2 separate regions of the Homo sapiens genome follow, and region 1 is linked to region 2. A link is an interaction called in ENCODE POLR2A ChIA-PET data of the cell type or tissue named here. Cell type or tissue: MCF 10A. All regions are shown on one strand. Links, peaks and the distances in the headings refer to the core of each region. The heading gives the core; the rest is flanking DNA.

The links. ChIA-PET counts read pairs that join two places held together with the same protein. Peaks named below come from ENCODE experiments on the same cell type or tissue, not always from the same donor. Only the 100,000 strongest peaks of a DNase experiment are listed, where the experiment ranks them.
Region 1: POLR2A ChIA-PET joins it to region 2 with 8 read pairs; 1 of 35 experiments calls an interaction of 5 or more read pairs at or near these places.

What each region holds. Positions count from the first base shown.
Region 1 is chr1:97,141,005-97,152,015 of GRCh38, forward strand. The region is part of intron 20 of DPYD (dihydropyrimidine dehydrogenase); the gene reads right to left. All of the region lies in intron 1 of DPYD-AS1 (DPYD antisense RNA 1), which reads left to right. Among named protein-coding and RNA genes, the nearest start is that of DPYD-AS1, 51 kb to the left of the region's middle. RefSeq lists an enhancer at 3,931-5,181. In MCF 10A, for the core only: no CTCF peak of the experiment used is centred there; DNase peaks (open chromatin) are centred at 3,717 and 4,727.
Region 2 is chr1:97,090,208-97,101,218 of GRCh38, forward strand. DPYD (dihydropyrimidine dehydrogenase) reads right to left here. Exons shown (of 23, transcript NM_000110.4): 21 at 8,282-8,425. DPYD-AS1 (DPYD antisense RNA 1) reads left to right here and starts at 5,716. Exons shown (of 5, transcript NR_046590.1): 1 at 5,716-5,779. In MCF 10A, for the core only: no CTCF peak of the experiment used is centred there; a DNase peak (open chromatin) is centred at 4,304.

The DNA of each region.
Region 1 (11,011 bases), core at 3,701-6,200, 52 kb after region 2:
CGTCTAATAGATCTGTAAACATGAGGAGGTAGGGAAAGTTCACTTCTGAGTACATATCACATCTGCAAACCTTGTCATAGTGATCCAAAATGGAATGGGAAGTACTGAAGATGTATAGTGATCTCGCTTCATGTAGGATTGTGCTTGCATTTTCTAACACAGTCCCTGGCATATAATGGAAGCTTAATAAGTGTATGCCAGACCGAACTGGGAAGCTGGGAAGACCAAGCGAGGCACGAGGTGCATAGAAGGTGACTAACAGGTTCTTGAATTAGAAGGGAACTAAGTTAGAGCATGAGCATGGCCACTATTCCTCTACTCTACCTTACTTACCTCCCTGACTTTGTCTCTTATTACTCCCCCTATCTACTCTACTCCAGACACCCTACTCTTGGCTGATCCTTAAGGCTTTTTTACTCGCTATTCCTTCTGCCTGGAAATCTCTTCTCACAGACATCCACGAGGCTTATTTCTCATTTCCTTCACATTTTGCTCATATGAGACTTTCTCTAAAAGGTCCATACTCACTGCTGTCTAACCTTTAAAATGCAACCTGTCTCCTGACTTCCATACTTTTGAGCTCCCTTGCCTTCTCCACCCTTCCTGTTTACATAGCCCTTATCACCGAATATACTATCATTTATTATCTTTACTGTTTGTTCATTTTTATCTCTTTTACTTAAATATAAGTTCTACAAGGGTAGGTTCCTTTTTTAAATGGATAAATCCCAAGTGTCTAGAACAGTGGCTGACACATGGTAGGAATTTCAGTCATCTTAGCTGAATGAATGGATGGCAATAGATGCCCAGAGGCCTCTGTGTCGTGTTAACTGGATTCCATTTGAGGCATTACAGAACCCTCCGGGGTCAGGGGAGGAGTTACTGACTCCTTTGCCAAGTAGCCGCAGTACATATCCACAGCCTCCTACCAAAATCAGCATTCTGGGTATTCTAGAACCACACACGAAAACTGCTTAGGAACTCTCAAATCAAGTAGCAGGTCAAAGAACTCCTTTGATTGACTCTTTGTTAGGCTGTTTGGAGTAGGATGTACTAATTAGATTTGGAAGCACTCAAGGTTTATACTTTGAGCTTTATCCCCATAGAATGCAGAGAGAATAGAAATGTAAACCCTAGTAAAAATTAAAATAAATTAACAGAATCAATCTAGATAGTTCTTCAAGTCAACTTGCACTCAAAGAGTATTGGGCCTTTTATGGTGCAAATAATCATATTGTACATTAGGGATAAGTAAATCTATCTTCAGTTAGACTTTGGCAAGCATTTCTGCTTTTAAATGTGAAAAGCCAACTTGAAAATTCTGACAAATATATTTTATAGAAAACTTCATGTAACATTAGAAAAGAAAAAGAAACTAGTTTCCTTCATATGGTTCTACTACACATATAGAATTATAAATACATGCGAATCTCTCTTTTTCTCAAGGACCAAAGAAGAGAAATGAAAAGAAAAACAAGAAAAAAGAAACAAAAGATTCCAGAGATGTTGTCAGTCTCTTTCAAACAGCTCATTCTTTGGAAAGCATATCTCCGTCAGATTTCATTCTTCATACTTGTTTCACTTTCCTTCATCAGTAGTAGACTTAAAACACTGTTACTCTCTTTATAAAACTTTACATAATAATCTGTTATTTTTTTTTACAGAAAAATAGCAATTCCTCCTCAGCCATTCTTTGTTGGCTAAACTAATTTAATTTATTCTGTAAGCTAAATAATGCCAGCTCTTTATGCCCTTCCTGACTTTCCTGCTTGGCACTTGAATAGTCTTGATTCTTTTAAATTTGGTTCTTCTAAGATTTTCTGATGAAATTTGATGAAATATTTTGATGAAATATTTGATCAATAATTCTTTAGAGACTTATAGAAAACTTTCAAAAGCTATTGCTTTCATTTTTAGTTTTTCTCAGTATAAAATACATGTTCCTTAAAGAAAACTGAGGAAATATAGAAAAGAAAAAGAAAGAAAAATTACCAAGAATTTCTGCTTTCAGAAATGTCTGGTAATATATGGGTATTATCATAGCTTTTTTTTCCTGTCCACAAATGCATGCTTTTTTTAAATAACAAAAACAGGAATTATATTTAGATATAGCAAGGTTTCTTGTTTTTTTAACTTAATAACATGAGCATTTCTAAGGGCCATAATATACTATTTTTAATATTATTATGATTATTTTGAAAATAAGTCACTTTCATTCTACCAGGGATGTTTGGAACAAGGTGTGTTTTGGAATTCCTTCTTGCTAGAATGGCTATATTGGAATCCTGTAGGGCATCTTGACATCTGCTTTAGGCACACTGAAATGTTCAATGGCAAGAGTATTTAGGACTGAGAACATCTGACCACTCAGAGCAAATTATTTGAACTTCTAAGTGAATTAACCCACAAAAATGACTTGATAACCACTATCTAATGCTGATTGAGATATCGAAACCACTTGTCCACAGGTGGAAAGAGCCTCCAAGATAAGTGAATCTAGATTCCTGAGTAAGGAAATTTAGTATTACCCAGTGACTGTACCAATTAGATAGACCCTTCTACCTACAGACTCAGTGTCAACCTCTATAAAATAGTAAATATAATCCTCACCTCTTTTCACACAGGAGTTTCTTAGAATTTAAGTTTGGCAAACACTATAAAAAATAGCTCTGAGTCACAAGAAATTGCCATATTGCCAGGCTACTTAGCTATTTATTACCTCACACTTTTAGTGTCTGAGGTGAGTCAACTTTAAACAAAAAAGCATTTTGAAAATGGATTTTACAGCCCATCTTCGTAAGGCCATTTCTTATATCTCATCTTTCAAATTTCATTTGACCAGAATTTGGGCAAAGAGAATTATTCTTAATACATTTGTAACGGCTGCTTTTATGTGTCATCAAGAAGAGTTGTTCACCAGCCAATGGTAACTGACTCTTCTGACTCTTTATCCCCAGTTACAGACCTTCCGAACAAGGAAATTATTATTCTTGCCATGATTCTCTGGTCATCAAACCCTGCTATGCATCACCATGAAACAAATATCAAATAAAGGATAAGTCTCAGGAAAACCCCAGAACTGGATTTCAATGCTCAGATCCTGAAAAAGTATTCTCTGATTTTAAGACATTTGCTGATTCAAGTGACTTTTTAAAGCAAAAAGACAACAAATGGGTACGCTTCCTTAATGCAGAGACATAGGCAAATGCCTTTCTTTCAGCTTTACGCAAAGATAGAAGAAGAATCTCTTACATTCTGGGCAACCATCTGGAACTCTATTAATTGGTGTATGAAGCAAGCTAAACTATAAGCTCAGATGTAACATGAAACAAATATACTCAATTAATGGAAGGTAAAATTACAGTCCCCAAATGGAAAGAACTACAAGTTCTCTGGTCATTCTACACGAAAAGTTCATTTTGACATTTCAGTTATATTAACAATCTGTTCCTGCTTTGGTGGTCTGGAAAGAATGAACAGCAATATTCATAATCTCTACTATCAACTTTGCTAAATTTTTTCCCCAAAGACCATCTTTATTACCCTGTAACTTTCACTACTTGAAGTGTTCCCATTTCTACAATAAATAGATTAAAATCAACAGAGAAAAGCTTCAAAAAGTGACAGGGTTGTTGGAATTTTTCTTGGGATTGTTATGACTCCTTCTTTATACACAGGTCATCTGAGTCATAATGAAACACCAACTATTCAGAGTCACATGCTGTGCTTTGTGCTTTTGGTTGATCAGAAAAGCAGTGAACTTGATCCCATCACTATAATCTGATGCAGCAAGGAAGAGTGATAACAATTATTCTTAGCTGATTTATTTTTTTCTTACAAATCACTTTCTTATGCACACAGAACTGCCAAAATGGCATCAGTTCTCTCACTAAATCTTGCAAATAAAACAGTATACCTTTCAACGTGGTGGCTGAGATTGTGTGATGTGGAGAAAAGGAAGATATGCAGAGATGTTAGCATGGCCACAGGGTGATGGTGGTGGTGGTGCTGGGGCAAGTGTGCACTACTAATAGGAGAAGATGTCAAAAAAAATGAAGCATAATAATAGTGCAATTTATCCTTGCTAAACGTACTGCAGTGTGCTATAATTAAATATGAAAACCTAAATTTATCTCTATGTTCGGTTGTCATTAATTTAACAGGGAGTGCACATGTTCTAATCTAATGGTTGATTTTTTTTCTCCATGTGCAGCATATTAAAATGTATATTAGCCTCAAGGTGCATAAACACAAAATAATAGACCAAAGGTTTTGGCCTGTGGAGAAAAAAAATCCATGCTCAAAGGCCGTCAAGTAGCTGTGATGCAGGGGAGACACTCACTTAGCCTCATTAAGCCAAAGCTCTCTTTTGCTTGTCTTTTGTTCTGCATGACAGCAGCCTCTTTGTTGTATAATAATTCATTCCAAGTTCGTTCCAAGCTACCGAAACTGGTGAACTGTGGCCATTTTAATGAGAAGTATTGGTGGTATGCATAATCTGGAAGCCACGTGGGCCAGACAATCACAGAGCACTGCAGCCAGCAAAATGAGATATTGTCGAAATCACAAATTTGTCAAGTTGTTTTTGGACAGGGTATTATAATAAGCACTAAAATATGCATCCTATTACTCTGCATCTGCCAGTCAAAGATCACTGTAATGAATGCGTGCTGCAGGGTATAACCAGGCCGTTTTCCTAAGTAAAACAAACCACAGAGTACAGAAAAGAATTGTGTGGGTTTTTTTTTTTTTTTTTGGCATTGTTTGACTTTTTTTTTTTTCCTAATCCTTTTGCACCAGGAGTCAGGTTCTCCTGGCATGGTGTCCACTGCTAGCAGTGAATACACAGGCCCTGCTGGTGCCAGGGAGTTAACATGAATACATTGCTTTTTTAATAGGTGTGCTTACCATCTGAGAATACAAAACCTCAAACTCAAGGCTTCAATTGAGTCTACTGAAGAATTCCTGGGAGAGAAAAGGGAAAAAGGAGGAGAAAAAAATATCTCTCCCAATGATCCTAAGCCTTATGTTTTATCCTTTTCTACTTCAAATGGCTTAGCCTTTGGGACTTGTTTTGTTGTTTGTTTTTCTGTTTGTTTATTTTTGCTTTTTTGTCTGTCTGTTGATTTATTTGCTTTTTAGATGAACCTAAAGCTTTGGGAAGAAATGGGTGAGATGCTAATCTATCCCAGTTCTATAATATTAATAGTTTGTATAAGAAAACTAATACAATGTTGACAAGTAGAGAGAGTATTTTCACTTGCCCATAAAAATGGTCCTTAGGGAGAGTGACCATATACTTTCTCATCTAAACCAGAACTCTTTTGAGAGTGAAGGGAAGATATTATCGATAATTACAGGCACAAAAAGCAAGACTGTCAGAGACAAACTGGCCTATATGATCATCCCAACCATAAGCTCTTGAATTGGCAAATGTAAAGGAAGCACACCATGTCCAAAGGCCATACAATACATCCTGTTATTCTGGGCAGTCTCTATGAAACATTCAGGGTTATTTGTTTGTTTGTTTGTCTGTTCTGTTTTCAGCCAATGGACTTTCCATAAGGTCTGGATGGAAATAAAATGATTGTTAAATCTAAGAATACGGAGAATACTCTTCCATTCTTTTCTAGCCATTTTTTAAACCTTACGGAACCTTTTTTGTGTGTGTGATCAGGAGGCATGATGTGAGACAGAGACATATAAAAGTATGGTCCATATGGTATTTATAATTGGGGCTGCAGTAGAAAGATGGGTAAAACCAAGTACAATTACTCAAATAAATGTGGATTTGGATGGTAAATATGAATATATGTATAAAATAGATGCTTTCTTAGTTTAGAGGAGATAAATATATCCAGTGGGAAAAATAAACAAAGCTTCCTGGGGTAGGTGAGAATTAGTAGAATTTCAATGGCAAGGAAAATAAAGAGTCAGAAGAACTGCATGCCATGAGCCAATGTATTGAGGCTGTTATAGGAAGGAGGAGAGCATGTTTGAAAACCACTTTACTGAAAGATAATTTACATGGAAGGAAGTAACAAAAGTAAGACTGACAAAATAGGCCAGGTGCAGTGGCTCACGCCTGTAATCCCAGCACTTTGGGAGGCCGAGGCCAGTGGACCATGAGGTCAAGAGATGGAGACCATCCTGGCCAACATGGTGAAACGCTGTCTCTTCTGAAACTACAAAAATTAGCTGGGCATGGGGGCATGCTCGTAGTCCCAGCTACTCAGGAGGCTGAGGCAGGAGAAGAATCGCCTGAACTCAGGAGGCAGAGATTGCAGTGAGCTGAGATCGCGCCACTGACTCCAGCCTGGTGACAGAGTGAGACTCTGTCTCAAAAAACAAACAAACAAACAAACGAACAAACAAACAAAAAACTGGCAAAATAGGTTGCAGGGAGATCACAAACAGCCTTGAATGCCAGATGAAAGAATCCCTTACATTTGTTGGTCAAGAAGTATCACTGAATGCTCTGAATCAGAAAATAAGCTTTGGAAAAAATAAACTGGCAGTGATATGTAAAGGGTCTGGAGAAGGAGAAGCTGGGAGAAGAAAGTCTACAGTTATAGCGCAGAAGAGTGGTCCTAAAAGCCTAAACCAGGATATTGATATTTGAGATAAAGATAAGACTATCCAAAATGCTCCTTCCTTTTCCTAAATATCCCAACTGTAAGACTTACACATATTTCTCAAGTTGTATAAAATCTTCTCAATGTCCTCTACGTCCTTAGCCCATCAGTCCATCTTATTTTCATGTTAAACTCTTCTGTGCATCATGTCAGGCTCAGTGATTGTGGAGCGAGTAATAGCTCTCTTTTACTGTACTTTGAGAATGGGTAGAATCAAGAGGGTGAGTGCAATATTGGTTTATACAACTTGGTATAGCCTAAGTTGGTAAGCATTTTCTTTTACCCTAAGTTACAAAGTGTGTGCACTTTGGATAGATACATGACTACTTTATTGTAGAGGCACAGGTTTGAGAAGGGAGATAAGTGCAAGGCAAACCAGATCCCTGAGTAGGTCTCGGGAGATATAAGCTAGAAACTCTGCCCACAGCCTGAATTATGGAAGCCTGCAACTGTAACAAATGTCCTGGGATGAAATGTCTGGAGCCTTAAGCTGTCATGCATGACAAGAACAGCTCTTTAGTGCCAGAGGTCTCTGTCTCTGGGGCACTGGTATATCCCTCCATTGCCCATGTGTTCTTCTGTTTGGTGTATGTGTAGGGTGTGTGTGTGTGTGTGGGGGGGGTGTGTGTGTTCTTTTGGGATATCTGCTTTGAAATTTCATCATCAAACTAGGCTTTTCCCTGATGAAAGTTCCATACTATAGAGAAAACATCCACATTTGCTTGCAGTTTGTGCAGCTTAAACTGAAGACAGATGTCTTGTGCAGCAACCACAATATTTTCATTTATCTCTTAATAGATTTCCATCTAGGAATCAAAAGTCTGATTTTATTTTTCAACTCTGATGATGAATACTAAGAATTATTTTAATTATAGATCTATTTCATTCTGCAGGAAATAAGGAGAGGCATTTTGAAGTTTTTTTCTTTAAAGACCTCAATAATATTTATCTTCTAAATGGGATTTTCATACATACCATGACAATCTTATGGATTACTACATATTGGGAGATACCTACTATGGAATCCCTGGCAATATCTAGTTTTAATTAAAATGAAATGTCATAATAATGTCATCCCACATTCTGGTGTCACGACAAACATCTTTGAACTCCTGTGATTAAATAAGCAGAAACACTTGATAAAACTTCTAATGATTCTTCTAAAGAAACGAAAAATCTTACAGTTCATTGTTTGTATCTCCTTTACAAGTATATCCTTTCTTGTATTATAGCTATTTAGATCTTAACTTTCAACTCAGTTATAAGCTCTTAATAGAAAATACCTGCATCACTCTAAGTTTACAACAGAGTCTTTTGTACGCTTTGGGCTTGATAGATATTAATGAAATGGAAAGGTAAAGGTAAATGTTTCACGCCCTTTGGAATTAATCTCTATTGTACATACATAACATGCAGATGCACTAACAGAAGATGACAAAAATTAGCAATCTTTTGAAAACTAGTATTTACTAAATGGATGTAATATGTGTTGATTATCATAAGTTAGGATTGAGTAAACAATTAAAATGCTCTACTTGGACCAAATTGAAAGCCCATATTACTGGCAATCTGATACAGAATTATAGCTGTGTTTCACTTGTGAAATAGAGATAACTTTTTTTATTTTTTTGTAACAGAGTCTCGCTCTGTCACCCACGCTGGAGTGCAGTGGCATGATCTTGGCTCACTGCAAACTCTGCCTCCTGGGTTCAAGTGGATTCTCCTGCCTCAACATCCCAAGTAGCTGGGATTACAGGCATGCACTGCCACGCCCAGCTAATTTTTGTATTTTTAGTAGAGACAGGGTTTCACCATGTTGGCCAGGCTGGCCTCAAACTCCTGACCTCAGGTGATCTGCCCATCTCAGCCTCCCAAAGTGCTAGGATTACAAGCCTGACTCACCGCGTCCAGCTGATAACTTTTGTCTTTCTCCAGTGTCATTATCCTAGTTTATAACATCATCTTGCAACTCGATTTCTATAGTAGACAGTATTAGCTACATAATTTGGGGACCCAATGAAAAGTAAAAATCCAAGCCTCCCAGTTTAAAAATTATTATGAATTTCAAGATGGAGTTGTCAGAGCATTAATCCAAGAGCAGGACCTTCTGAGAGGGAAGCTTTGTGCTATGGCACAGATTGCATACCCACAAAGCCAATTCTGCTAACCACCTCATAATGATGTCTGTAACTTCATTGCATCACATTTCCTATATATTTTCACATAGTAACATTACGATGTATTTGTATATTTTCACCATTTCTGTGTAAAACCATTTGGCAGTTTCCCTTTGCACATTTAATAAAATCCAAATTCTTTGTCATGGTCAACGAGCCTCCACATAATGTGGCCATTGTCAACCTTTCTAATACCATGTGGCGTTACTTCCTCTTTTTTTCTCTAACTTGTGCCACAAAGGCCGTCCTTCAGGTTTTTGCACACCTTCACAAATGCTACTCTCACCAGTGGAACGCTGTTCCCTGGCTCCTCATCCTTCACATATCATTCCAAATATCTCTTTCTCACAGAACGCTTCCCTGATACCCAAATTAAAGTAGCTCCACATTCTCTATTTTTCTTCTAAGCATGCCTTTTCCTCCTGCAAATGTTTAGTACACACTGTATCTTAAAAAAAAAAAACTAAAATAGTTTCTGTCCATGATTAGCTTGTAATCTCCAAGAGAACAAGGACCAGTCTCTCTTCTTCGCTACAGTATGACAATGTTTAGCACATTGCCTACTTCACAGTAGGTGCTTAATAAACATTTGCTGGATGGATGAATAAATGAATGAATGAAAGCACCATTCAAATGTTCAAGAACATTTTTCTCACTATTACTATTATTTTCACGTAGGTAAAATATAATTTGCTTGGGCAACCAGAACTATAATAAGCTCACCCAGGCATTTTCTTGTGGGCACTGGGCTCTCTCTGGGTTCTCCTCTGAAGAAGCCCTCTTCTCAGATATACTGTATATATGAATATTTATTTCTCTTATACAAAAGAGGACCTCAGAGCTAGGTACATCACTGCATCATCTGCTTTCATGACTTCTGGATGGAGTGAGACATGCTTCTTTCTAGGTCCTTCTCTTTTCCATTTTCTATTTTACTTAAAGAGAAGGAGCTGTTAACATATTGAAACTAACCATCCTGTTCTTCTTTAGCTTCAAATAGAACTAAGGCTGTTTATAAGAAACTACACACAAATAGAATATATTGCATCTTCCTGGAATTCTAGTACATTATAATGACAAATGTTTTTCATTGCAATATTCATTGCATTATGTTCAATTGTTTTTGTTGTTGGTCTGGAAACACCAGAAGTGTAATTACTAGCTTTGATAAAGTAATAAAGTCAATGGAATAAACTATGCTTGGATTATGGCCTCTTGTTATAAGATAAGCAAAGCTAAGTCAATACCCAATAAAAATTAATACTGATATCAAATCCAGCTATCTTATGTTCAAAATGAGAAATCATTACCTTCTCGTAACATTCTTCTATGAAATGTGTTCCTTTTAAAACATTAAAACTGTAGAAACATTAAAATACTTTACATATATTTACATATACCTTACTGTATTTGAGAACATATATAGAGATTATACAGATATAATCGTACATATATATGAGCTCTTTTGATTCTTTACAACAGTGCTGTGAAGTCAACTGGGAAGACTGAATTATCTCCAGTCTCTAGATGAGAAAATCAAGAATCAGAAAGATTATCTGGGGCTGGGTGCAGTGGGGCTGGGTGCAGTGGCTCATGCCTGTAATCCCAGCACTTTGGGAGGCCGAGGCAGGCAGATCACCTGAGGTCAGGAGTTCGAGACCAACCTGGTCAACATGGTGAAATCCCCGTCTCTACTAAAAATACAAAAATTAGCCAGGCATGGTGGTGGGCGCCTGTAATCCCAGCTACTCGGCAGGCTGAGGCAGGACAATCGATTGAACCTGGGAGGCGGAATTTGCAGTGAGCCGAGATTGTGCCATTGCACTCCAGCCTGGGCTACAAGAGTGAAAGTCTGTCTCAAAAATAAAAAAATAAAAAAATAAAAAAATTAAAAAATGAAAGAAAAGAAGAGAAAAAGAAAGATTATCTGGTACTATGCAATCAGCTATTAATACAGACAGAATCCAAATCTTCAAATCCCTGTTCTTTCAATTTTACTGTTAATATGTTCCAAAATGCATTTTAAATTAAAAACATACTAATGGTCATACTCTACTATTCCATAGAAGAATTTAAAAATGGAAAGTTATTCATGGAACAGTTTTGAAGTAGTATATTATCTGAATTTGTCTAGTATATTTTATTAAGCTCTCTTCAGCCTGTCCTCATCAAAAATAAGTATTACATTAACATTACAGT
Region 2 (11,011 bases), core at 2,964-5,463:
TTTGCAAACATACTGATTTGCTTGAAATGCCACCTTCCTTTTCTTTCTTATTTCTATGTTTCATGAGAGACAGCAGAGGACAGTGCTTAAGGGCCCAAGGTTTAGAGCTACCCTTTGGAATCAAATCTTGGCTTTGATATCTTCCTAGCTGTGTGACCTTAGGAAAGTTATTTAACCTTTCTGTTTATCAATTGCTTACTCCATAATAGCACAGAGGGTTATTGTGAGGATTAAATGAGCTAATTCGCAAGCACGTAGTGATGCTTGAAACCTCATAAGTACTCAATAAATATTAGCTTTTATTATTAATTCTCTGCTTAATTAACACTAATTTATTAAACTCCATTTTAAATATCACCATCTCTGTGAAGCTTTCCACAATTACCCAAGGCAGAACTAATCCCTTTCACTCCTCTGTTTTCCCAGAGCATTTTGTACATATTTGATTGAACTGTAAATAATTTTTAACATGTGTCTTTCTCCCTTGCTAGACTATGAGCTCCATAAGGATAGACGTCTTTCTTTTTAAAATTCACGTTGTATTCCTAGTTTCTAGCACAATTTCTGGATTGCAGCAAGTGCATAATAAATATATGTTAGCACTACATCTCCATCGAGATTACAAACATCCTGAGCCTTGGACCATGCCGTGTCTGTTTTTTTGAATCTCCTGCAGTCCTTAGCACACTGCTGGTCACACAGCAAATACTAAATACATACTTGCTGATTGACTGATATTGAAACTGCCTACCTCTGAAGAAATAGACCATTAAGTCATTAAGGCATTTGAAAGGAAAAAAGAACAAAAGATGAGATCTACTGAGCATAGCTTGCTTAGAAATATTATTGTTGCATTCCCAACCAGGGAAGATGGGGTAGATCAGAAACTTGAATGCATGACTGAAAAACTTGTTCAGACAAGAGGGGCTTAGTTAACTTTGTGGGACACTGGGGTTCTTTCTACAGCAGATGGGGAATAATGTGCTGTGGAAGCTGAGAGGATAAACAAAGCAGTGTCATGGAGTTTAAACTATCGAACAGAGGAATCTATAAAGAGGCCAGCAGAGAGGAGGGAAGAAACAAGCTAAAATAAACAGATGGGTGGACAGAGAAAATATTAAGCATGAAAACAGATAACCCAGGTCCTCCAGGAAAAAGGGAAGTAGGAAAAATGGTATGTCAAGAAAGAAGAAACACTCTAGGGAAAACACTGAAGTAATCATGTAGCAGCAATTACATGGCGTGCCTGGGTGTGTGCTAAAAAACAGCAATAACAACCACAATAAAAGGACAAGAAGCAATGTCTGATTCATGTGCAGACAGAAAATGACTTTAAAGGGAATGTGGCCGTTAATATCAACGTGGACTGAAAAATCACACAGCCACATCATCTAGATGTGGTCTGAAATAATGGGCAAAATGGCAGGGACTTGTATAAAAATGACAATAACTGTGGCTCCTAGAATTTGAATAGAGCTGTGCTGTGTATAATACTTTCACACATATCTTTTCATTTAAAACAATGGAGTTGAGGCCTTCTGACATTATCCAGTATATATTTTCCCTCCTGCCAATCCCTTGCCTGGACTGTTACAATAGCTTCTAACTGGTCTCCTTGTTTCTGCCCTTGCCCCTCTAGCAAACTGTATCAACACTGCAGCCAGAAAGATCCTTTGCAAAAATAAGCCAGATCATATCAGTCTTCCTTTCTAAAAGCCTTACTGGTTTCCTGCCAAGGACTTTGCTATTTCAGGGTCTTTGCACTTTCTGTTCATTCTGAATGCAGTGTTCTTCCCCTGGATACCCACATCATTCATTCCCTCACTTTTTTAGGTGTTTGCCCATATGCCATTAAACAGGCAGGTGTTCCCTGGCCAGTCTCTCTAGTAATTTTTATTCTCCTAAGCTTGTTCTATTTTCTCCATTACACTTGTCACCATCTGACATATTATGTATTCATCTGTTTATTTGTCATTGTCTGTTTCTCCCTACTAAACTGTGAGCTCCATGAGAGCTGGGATTTTCACTACTGGATTGTGCCAATGACTGCTATAGTACCGGAACATAGTGGTTGCACATTAAAGATTATTGGACAAATTAAGAAACATACATGGATGAATTTGACAACTGTTGCCAACTAGAGGTGGAATTTCATTGATTGCATATGCGAGACAAAATGAAACAATACAAAGTATTGGTAAAACAATCGGTGCTTTCTGACCTTGTGGACCACTTTCCTATTCTTAAGACTTCCTTTTTGTATTTCTTCCACACTATCATTTTATTTTGGTTATCCTTCTCTTTCTTTGATCACTTCTTCACATTTGTTCCTCCAGAACTCCCTACTTCTTCATAGAGTATTAGGTTAAGTAAGAAATAAGAAAATACATGTGCAGCTTCTATCTTGGGTCTGGAACACAGTGGGCGTTGGAAATGTCAGCTCTTTCTCCTTTATATCCTCCAGCATAGGCCCATAATTCCTTTATCAATTTCAATACATTCAAATCTAAGTTTTTCATGCTACACCCCAAACTCCCCTCAAACCTAAAACACTAACATCAAAACCTTAACTCATTATCTTTTATTTTTCTTTATCTCTGTGGAACCATAAAAAAGCTGGACATCTTAGTCTTCTTATTATCAGCTCTTTACTATACCTATGCCTAATATAATGAGAATCACTGACTCTTGGAGGAAGAATTAACAAGACTTTATTAATTTCATCTCTGTTTCCATTACCATAGCCAATTACCAAATCCAGGACCACATTATGGCATACCTGAAATATTCTCAGTTCCCCATTCCCTTCTAATCTCTACTTAGTCTACAGGGCTCCTTAAATGTCACTTCCTCAAGGAGGCTTTCATTGGCCCCTTCAATCTAAATTAGGTCTCACTATGAAACAGATTCTATATATCTTGCATTTTTTCTATGTAGCTCATATCAAAAAATAATTTTATCTTGTTAGTGTGATTCCTTAATATCTGTCTCTTTCTATATTCTGTATGCTTTATGAGGACAGAAGCTGTGTATGTTTTATTTATTGCCCTGCAGAAGCTCAATTCCTAGTGCATTGCTTATCTCATGGTAGGTATGCAATAAAGATTTCCTGAAAAATACATAGGCTTCTTCAAAACTTCCAACTTTTTTGGCCTCCAGAGCTTTATGTATTTCTATTTTCATTCTTCAGTTCATTTTATTGGACAAAATGGAAATGAATAGTCATCTTAACGTGGATTTCTTTCAAACTGTTCATTTCAAATATTATAGCTAATAGTAACATTTATTTAGGACACATTTGGTGCAGGCACCATGCTAAAAGCACTTCACACATCATCTAATTTATAACTCTATGAGGCAGATACTTTTATTATTTCCATTTCACAGATTAGTTAGCTGAGGCAAGTTCATGCAGCTATGAAACGGCAATGCCATAGTTTGAACCTAGGCAGTGTGACAGAGTAGTCCCATGCCTAATTCAGGAAATTCTTTCACCATAAATATAATCTGTTAAAATTTTACAAACTTTGCTTTGTATTTCAATGAGGGCAATAGTTTCTGAAGACATTTTTATGGTCACTTTCTTTAAATATGTCTGCTTGTTAAAATGACACTGGGAAGTCCAAATTCAGCTTCATGACACGTCTCTCCTCTTATGCAAGATATCTTAATATATTGTTTAGACTCCTTTCCCTCTCTGCTTGCCAAAGATGTAGTTTCCTTAATCATGCCCTTTCTGGCAGCTTCAGCTATTCTCTCCCAAACATATGCAAGCATATGCAAGCCTGGATCGTTCTCATATAAACAAAACAATCTTTTCCTCTACTCGATTCCTCTTCTTATCCCTTTCCTACTGACCTTTCTCAAGTTACTGAAAGTGTATTCTGCACACTTTGTTGTTACTTTCTCAGTCTTCATTCATTCCTCAAATTATCACCTCCTGGATTCTACTTCTCATCATTCCATTGAAGCTGCTTCTTGGGTCAGGAAAAGCTAAAATGTGATGGGTCTGAAGGTTATGCTAAGGAGCTTACCTTAGGATTACGGTTACAATGGGGGAATTTTAAGCAAGGGATAAAACAAACAGTCCTACATTTTTAAAAGACTCCTTCATAATAGTTGGAGAATGGATTAGATAAGGAGGACAAAAGAAAGCAGGACAGTTAATATAATGTTTTAGAATTCCAGGAAAGAATACGTAAGCAACACACTGAGGCCTCAGCATTATGTAAAGAATGTAAGAGGAGGGAGATGTAAGAGATAAGAACAATAGTCATTGCTGACTAGCTTGTGAATAGGATGAGTAATAAGATGACATCCAGGCTGAACTGCAGCTTTTTGAGTTAGGTAAGATGGGGTTCATTGAGACAGAGGACTCAGGAGGAAGAGCAGGTTTGGAAGGAATGGGAATCAGTTTAGTTCTAAGTATGATGGCTACTGGGTTCCTTGGTCAGACGATGCAGGTGGAGGTGACCCCAAGATATGGTGACACAAGTCTGAAGTATAGAAAAGATGTCTCGGATGGAGAATAGTTGAGTCATTGTGTAGGAAACGTTTAGATTTATCATAAAGGAAGATTATACAGAGAGAAGGAAGCAGAGAGGTGAATACAGACACCAACATCATGTTCTTTCAATCCTTTTCTACTTTCCCCAACCTGTTCTTCAGCTTCCATCATATGAGACTACACGCTGCTCTCTGAACTCAGTGATTTTCTCAAGGCCCACCTTCCCCTACCTCTTCCATGAGGTTAATATCAGAAGGAAAAAGGAATCATATTAAACATATTTCAAAGTAAAGGATCAAAGCTACAGGACAAGAAATAATTTTGTTTTGTAGAAGTGTAAAAGGGGTATTTTAAGTTTGGTATTAATTAAATAAGGAGTTTAGAACCCAGAATTTTGAATTTAATTAGAAGTTTTCATTTATAAAGATTTAAAAATTGTTTATTATGGCACAAATAATTACTTACGGCATAAAACTTTTTTCTAGAGATTGACCATCCTTATTAGAACCTTGTCTAATTCATTTTTGATTTGTCCTTGAAAAGTTTTGGAAAACTTTGAGAGGTTGAAAATTTGAATATAAAGTAAATGATGCAATTTATGGTACATTTTTGTCACTGAATTATAATTTGAGAGATGAAAGGGATCCCTTTAAAATGCAAATATTGAGGTCTTGGAACAACTGTCTATTTGGAAAAAAATAAAGTTATAACTGTACATGATACTTTAGAGCCAAACAAATTTTAGAGAAATTGAAGTAAAATACAAATATTAAAATCCTAAAACAACTAGATGGGGTAAATACTGATATAATCTTATGGTAGAAAAGGTTAACCTAAGCAAACAAACGGCAAAAATCACAAAATGAGCCTTTGCTAGAGATGATTACACAAATTAAAGCTTCTGTGTGTGTATGTATATGTATATATATACATATATACACACACACAGTTTTATAGTATAATATAAATATAAATACACAGTTTTATATTTATAATACAGTTATTTGTTATAACAGATTTAATCTCTAATTTTCTAAAGAGATAACTGCATTTATAAAAACTGAAAATGCTTGCTTCCCCGAAAACCTCGCCACTATCAGCTACTATTTTGTTTTTTGACAGGGCACAGCATCTGCCTAGAAATGACAACAGGTGGAATGAGTATGGACATTCTGGGGAGAAGGCCAAGGTAGTGGAAAATCCACCAGACATTGAGAAAATCTACCACAGCTGCCCATTAAGATGTTGACACTGATAAGGTCTAAGATGCTGGTAAGATGGTATCTACAATGTCTTGAGGCTTATGTAACATGTAACACCAAGGACATTTCACTCTGGATAACCTCCAAAGTAAGACAACTTAGGAGAGGAACATAAACTTGCACTATTTTTAATAAGATGCCTTATTCCTCTTTGATACTTCAGAAATCTTTATCTACATCCAAGACTTCACAATTCTTTGGTTTAATTCTGACTTTGATTTTTTTTTGATTAATGATCTACAGGCTTTCATGCAACCACAGATTTTTTGTTTGCTCTGTTTTGTTTTTTGTCTAAGTTATCAATATTTAATATACAATCTCTGAAAGATTTGAGGGCTAGAAAAGGTAAAAATGCTTTCATAATCATATTGCACTTCTTTTATTTCAAATATAAATAATATCTTCCTTTAGAAATTTTTACACCTAAGGAAAAGATGCCTAGAGATGGAGATTTTACATTTAATTCAAATTGATTAAGAAGAGAGAGAAAGCTGGGAGAATTCCTATTGAGAGGTGAAGCCAGCTGGACTTCCTGGGTCCAGTGGGACTTGGAGAACTTTTCTTACAAGAGGATTGTAAAATGCACCAATCAGCACTCTGTAACTAGGATTGTAAAATGCATCAATCAGTGCTCTGTAAAAACATACCAATCAGCACTCTGTAAAATGCACAAATCAGTGCTCTGTAAAACGCACGAATCAGCAGGGTCCTAAAAGTAGCCAATCACAGGGAGGATTGAAAAAAGGGCACTCTGATAGGACAAAAACAGAATATGGGAGGGGACAATAAGGGAATAAAAGCTGGCCACCCCAACCAGCAGTGGCAACCTGCTGGGGTCCCTTTCCATGCTGTGGAAGCTTTGTTCTTTCGCTCTTCGGAATAAATCTTGCTGCTGCTCACTCTTTGGGTCCTTGCCACATTTAAGAGCTGTAACACTCACTGCGAAGGTCCACGGCTTCATTCTCGAAGTCAGCGAGACCATGAACCCCTGGGCAGGAACCAATTCCAGACACACTATATCTCCAAATCATATAGTAGTCATAGCCACACATTGGCAAAAAGGCTCGTGAAGGGCTGTAGGTTCTGGCCTTCGCATTCCATTAGTGTTCAGTTTGTTCAGTTCATACTTTTAGTGGCACAAAAATAATTTAACATGAACAACTCAAGAGACGATTTGGGGCTTTTATGCTGTTAAAAGTCCCAAATGTTCATTTTATTTAGAATGATGGCATTGAAGTGCTGGCACGCTTTGTGGTCAGCCACTCCCTTTGCCCTTTCGGAACTCTGTATTGCTGAAATTTTGGAACATTGAGTCTGGACCACTGTTTTTAGCATGAGATACATTTTTTTTTTCTTCATAGGTAGAAGGAATTTTTAAGGGTTCCAGTCTCCAGTTGACTGCTAAAGATGAATTTCAGTGAGGTCTACTTGAGAACACATAAAAGCAAGCTTTTCAGCTGATATTTCAAACAGAAAATGGAGATGTAGGAGTAGAGTGTCATCAAACACAGAAGAATGAATTTCAGTAACTGCAAACTACATTTTAGTGATGATGATTTCAGACAGAATGCCATCCAGTAACACCTCCATTTTTCTCATTATGACTGCTTGGAAACAATACTGTCTTGAGGGTGACAGAAAAAAAGAAGGCGTGGTTACAAAAGGGTTACCTGAGGAATCCTGGTGGTGATGTCACTGTTTTGCATCTTGACTGTGGTGGTGGATACATGAACCTCCATACATGACAAAATTGTACAGAACTAAATACAACACACACATAGAAGTAAAACTGGAAAAACTTGAATAGGATTGGTAGATTGTGTCTGTGTCAGTATGCTGGTTGTGTTATCATACTATAGTTTTGCAACATGCAAAACAGGTGAAACTGGATAAAGGGTACACAAGACCTCTCTGTATTATTTCTTACAACTACATGTGAATCTACATTTCTGTCAAAATGAAAAGTTTAAGGAAAAAAATCAAGAAAGGTAACACATACTCATAATTCTATCTTAGTGTAATTTTTGTTATTACCAGAAAATAATCTCCTGAGACCCAAATAAATGTCCAGGCTTTCCAGAGGCCAAACCAGAGAAAGTTTTTCCAAAACTTTCAAGTGATCACATTGATATTGATGTGCTTATTGATAATTGAGTTGTACTACATGACTAATACAAGATATCTTGGAGTTAATTATGTATTAAAATAATTTTTAAGTGACTATAAGAAAACTAGGAATTTCATCTTAATATCTCCTGATACATTTAATGTATATAAAAATTTCCATGACATGCATGCTTGCCAGTGTTCTAAAAAGTATAAAATATGCAAATAAAAAAGGTTATTTTATAATTTAAATGCAGTTTTCACCATGGACAGATGTTTTTAAAACTTTCATTATAATTCTAAAACCAAATTAGTGATACATTTAAGCAGTAAATAAACATTTTAACTATATTTGTATATTTAACCAGTAAAGTAGGCATACTTATATAGTTGGCATAATTTTTACCTTGATGGTAGGAATAGGCCTTTTGGGGATAAAACAGTTTCTCTTAAGTGGTGAAAAAGCTACATTTTGTTCTTTCAGTCTAATCTTGTTTTCTGCTATGATTTTCTTGCGCTGTTCCAGATAAGGTCCAAAACTTGGCAGTTTCTAAAAGGAAAACACACAAATAAGGAAGCATGTTAGCTCAGAGAAGAGAAAAATGGGAAGATATAAACATATAAATATTATCAACAAACAAATGTGTGTCTAGGGATTGTTTCATGTATACTGTAACTAGGTCTTCACTCATTGTTTTGGACCACTAGTCTTCTCGGTATCAGGTTCCGTTAATTATTAAAAAGAACACAACAGTACAATACTTTTACCAAATATGTATGTATTACATATACAAATGTTAATTAAAATACATTTCTAAATGGAAGAAAGTTCACAATGGCAAACCAAACCCATTCACATAAAACAACAGCTATTAGTTAAACCATTTGTTTGGTTTGTATAGACAGAAGGTGAAACCTATTGATGCTTTTTTCCCCTTCATCAGGTTTTTAGCATGATATAGACACAGTTGTAGTCCCTGACAAATGCTTTTGTCAATAGCAAAGGTACTTCGCCAAAGTTCTCATCTGTATCTCTATTTTATTGTGTTCAAATTCTTACTACATCTCTTTAAAGATTGTAACTAATGTTGATTGCAACTTACTGGAATAGCTGAAAAACAAAAATGGTAAAAATATTGATTTCTCTGTACAGAAAACAAATTTTATTTTGCATGGAGGCAAAAATAGAAATGAAAAGGAGAGGAAATATTACAGTGCTTAAACAAACTCCATCAGTATTCAAAATCACATCACGGAGCTTTAAATTTCAAGGTTATCCAATTGTACTTTACAAAGTTCATTTAGAAAGATACCTGGGCGTCATGGAAAAATGCTAAGTGGTTTCAAGTTAACACGAAAATGCCCTCATACCATTCATTATCCCACAATTATTTTCTCTTCACTTTGTCCTTCCCCTCTTCTAGAAACTTTGATCTTCACTTTTACTGACACATACTGCTGGTGATAGACATCACTGAATTCCAAATGTTTTGTGTCGGCCTGTAACCTGGAATTGGTAGGTCTCTTTCATAAGACTGCAAAAATACCCTCTCTCTCCTGCAGAATAAAGTCCATTTATCTAGCTGATGGAGGTTTGGAAAACTACAGCACTCGAAGGTCATCCTGATCTCTGACCTAGCAAGTATTTTGGTGAAAAATCACACTTGTTTCAAAACACTGGCCTCCACATTTCAGCTTGCATAACGCCCCAGGAAAATGAGTTCTCTGGTCCTCTAGAGACCTCAGTAGAGTAGGTAAGCTAAACTTAAACCATGTTCCAATTAAGCCGAACTGCAAACTGCAACTGTAATTCATGTTAGCAAAGAACATACTTATGTAGAAATATCTAAGATTGTTACTTCCATTATCAATTCATTATAATTATGTCAACAAGTCAAGTAAATGGAAACAATGTTATGAATGCCAAACTAATTTATATACAATGAGACTAGAACTGAGTACTTCATCTCTACACCTTAATGCTTTCTTAATTTGTAATATTTAATTGTTGCAGTAATATGAAATGATAGGATGGAGGGAGATAGTATTTTGTATCCATTTTGCTATAAAACAAGTGATACTGACTTGCTAAAAGCATAAAATAAATAAGAGTATAAAACAAGTCCTTATCACATATATAAGCATCCTTAAAAGACAATGCTTTTATGAAATGGCTTTTTCTTGGGGCATATGAGGTATATGAGGTGTTAGGGATTACACTTGGTGCCAAAAAAATGCCTTTGGGGTCAGATAACACCACATAAGGTGGCGAGCACACGTCCACATGATATAAATCTTCAGAATGTCACCCCCTGCGTGCTTCTCTTATACCTCAGGGGCATCTCAATCCTAATCTAATATACTCAAAGACTATCAAGAACGGTTAAGTGTTGAAACATATGACCTCTGGTTCTAGCAGATGCCTCAGGTTAGCAGGCTCCATGAAAATCGGAACCATTATTTTCCCTGTTGGGGTTTACATGGTTCTCTGTTTGGACTTTACCTTACTCAACATCATCTAATTTCACCTAAGAGTTTTGTAAAGGCCATTCAAAAGAAATCATTCTTGCAACCTTTTAATCTATCTTCCTTTAAATGTACATCAGAGGATAGTATATTTTTTCATTTAGATTATTATTTATCCAAATGCAGACAATGAATGTAGTTAAATTTAAACCATAATGATTTCAAATTATTTCAACAATGGTAATAAGAACAATAAATTTTTGAAAATCTTTTGATGCTGAATATAATACAGCCTGTGTAAATATCCAACAGCCTGATATTTTCTGTCATTTTTTGCAATGATTGACCACATTTGCCATACATAAATTATGTTACACAGCCTTCCCCTGGCTAACATGCTAAGTTTCTAATGTGCTAATTGGTTTTATAATTAGTCCTAAAGAGAGAATCTCAATTTAACATAAAGATTCCTACAGGATTTTCTTTGTGCATTGGTTAGAAGAATTAATGGACTAAAAGGAAAACTTGCCAATTTTTTTTAATTGAAAGCAAAAAAAAAAATACCAAATATCAGTGACTGCTCCTTCCACCTTCCACCAAGCATCTCCACATCAAATTGGGTTCATTTTTGTTTAATTCCTCACTGCTACATGGAGCTCTCAGAGACTAA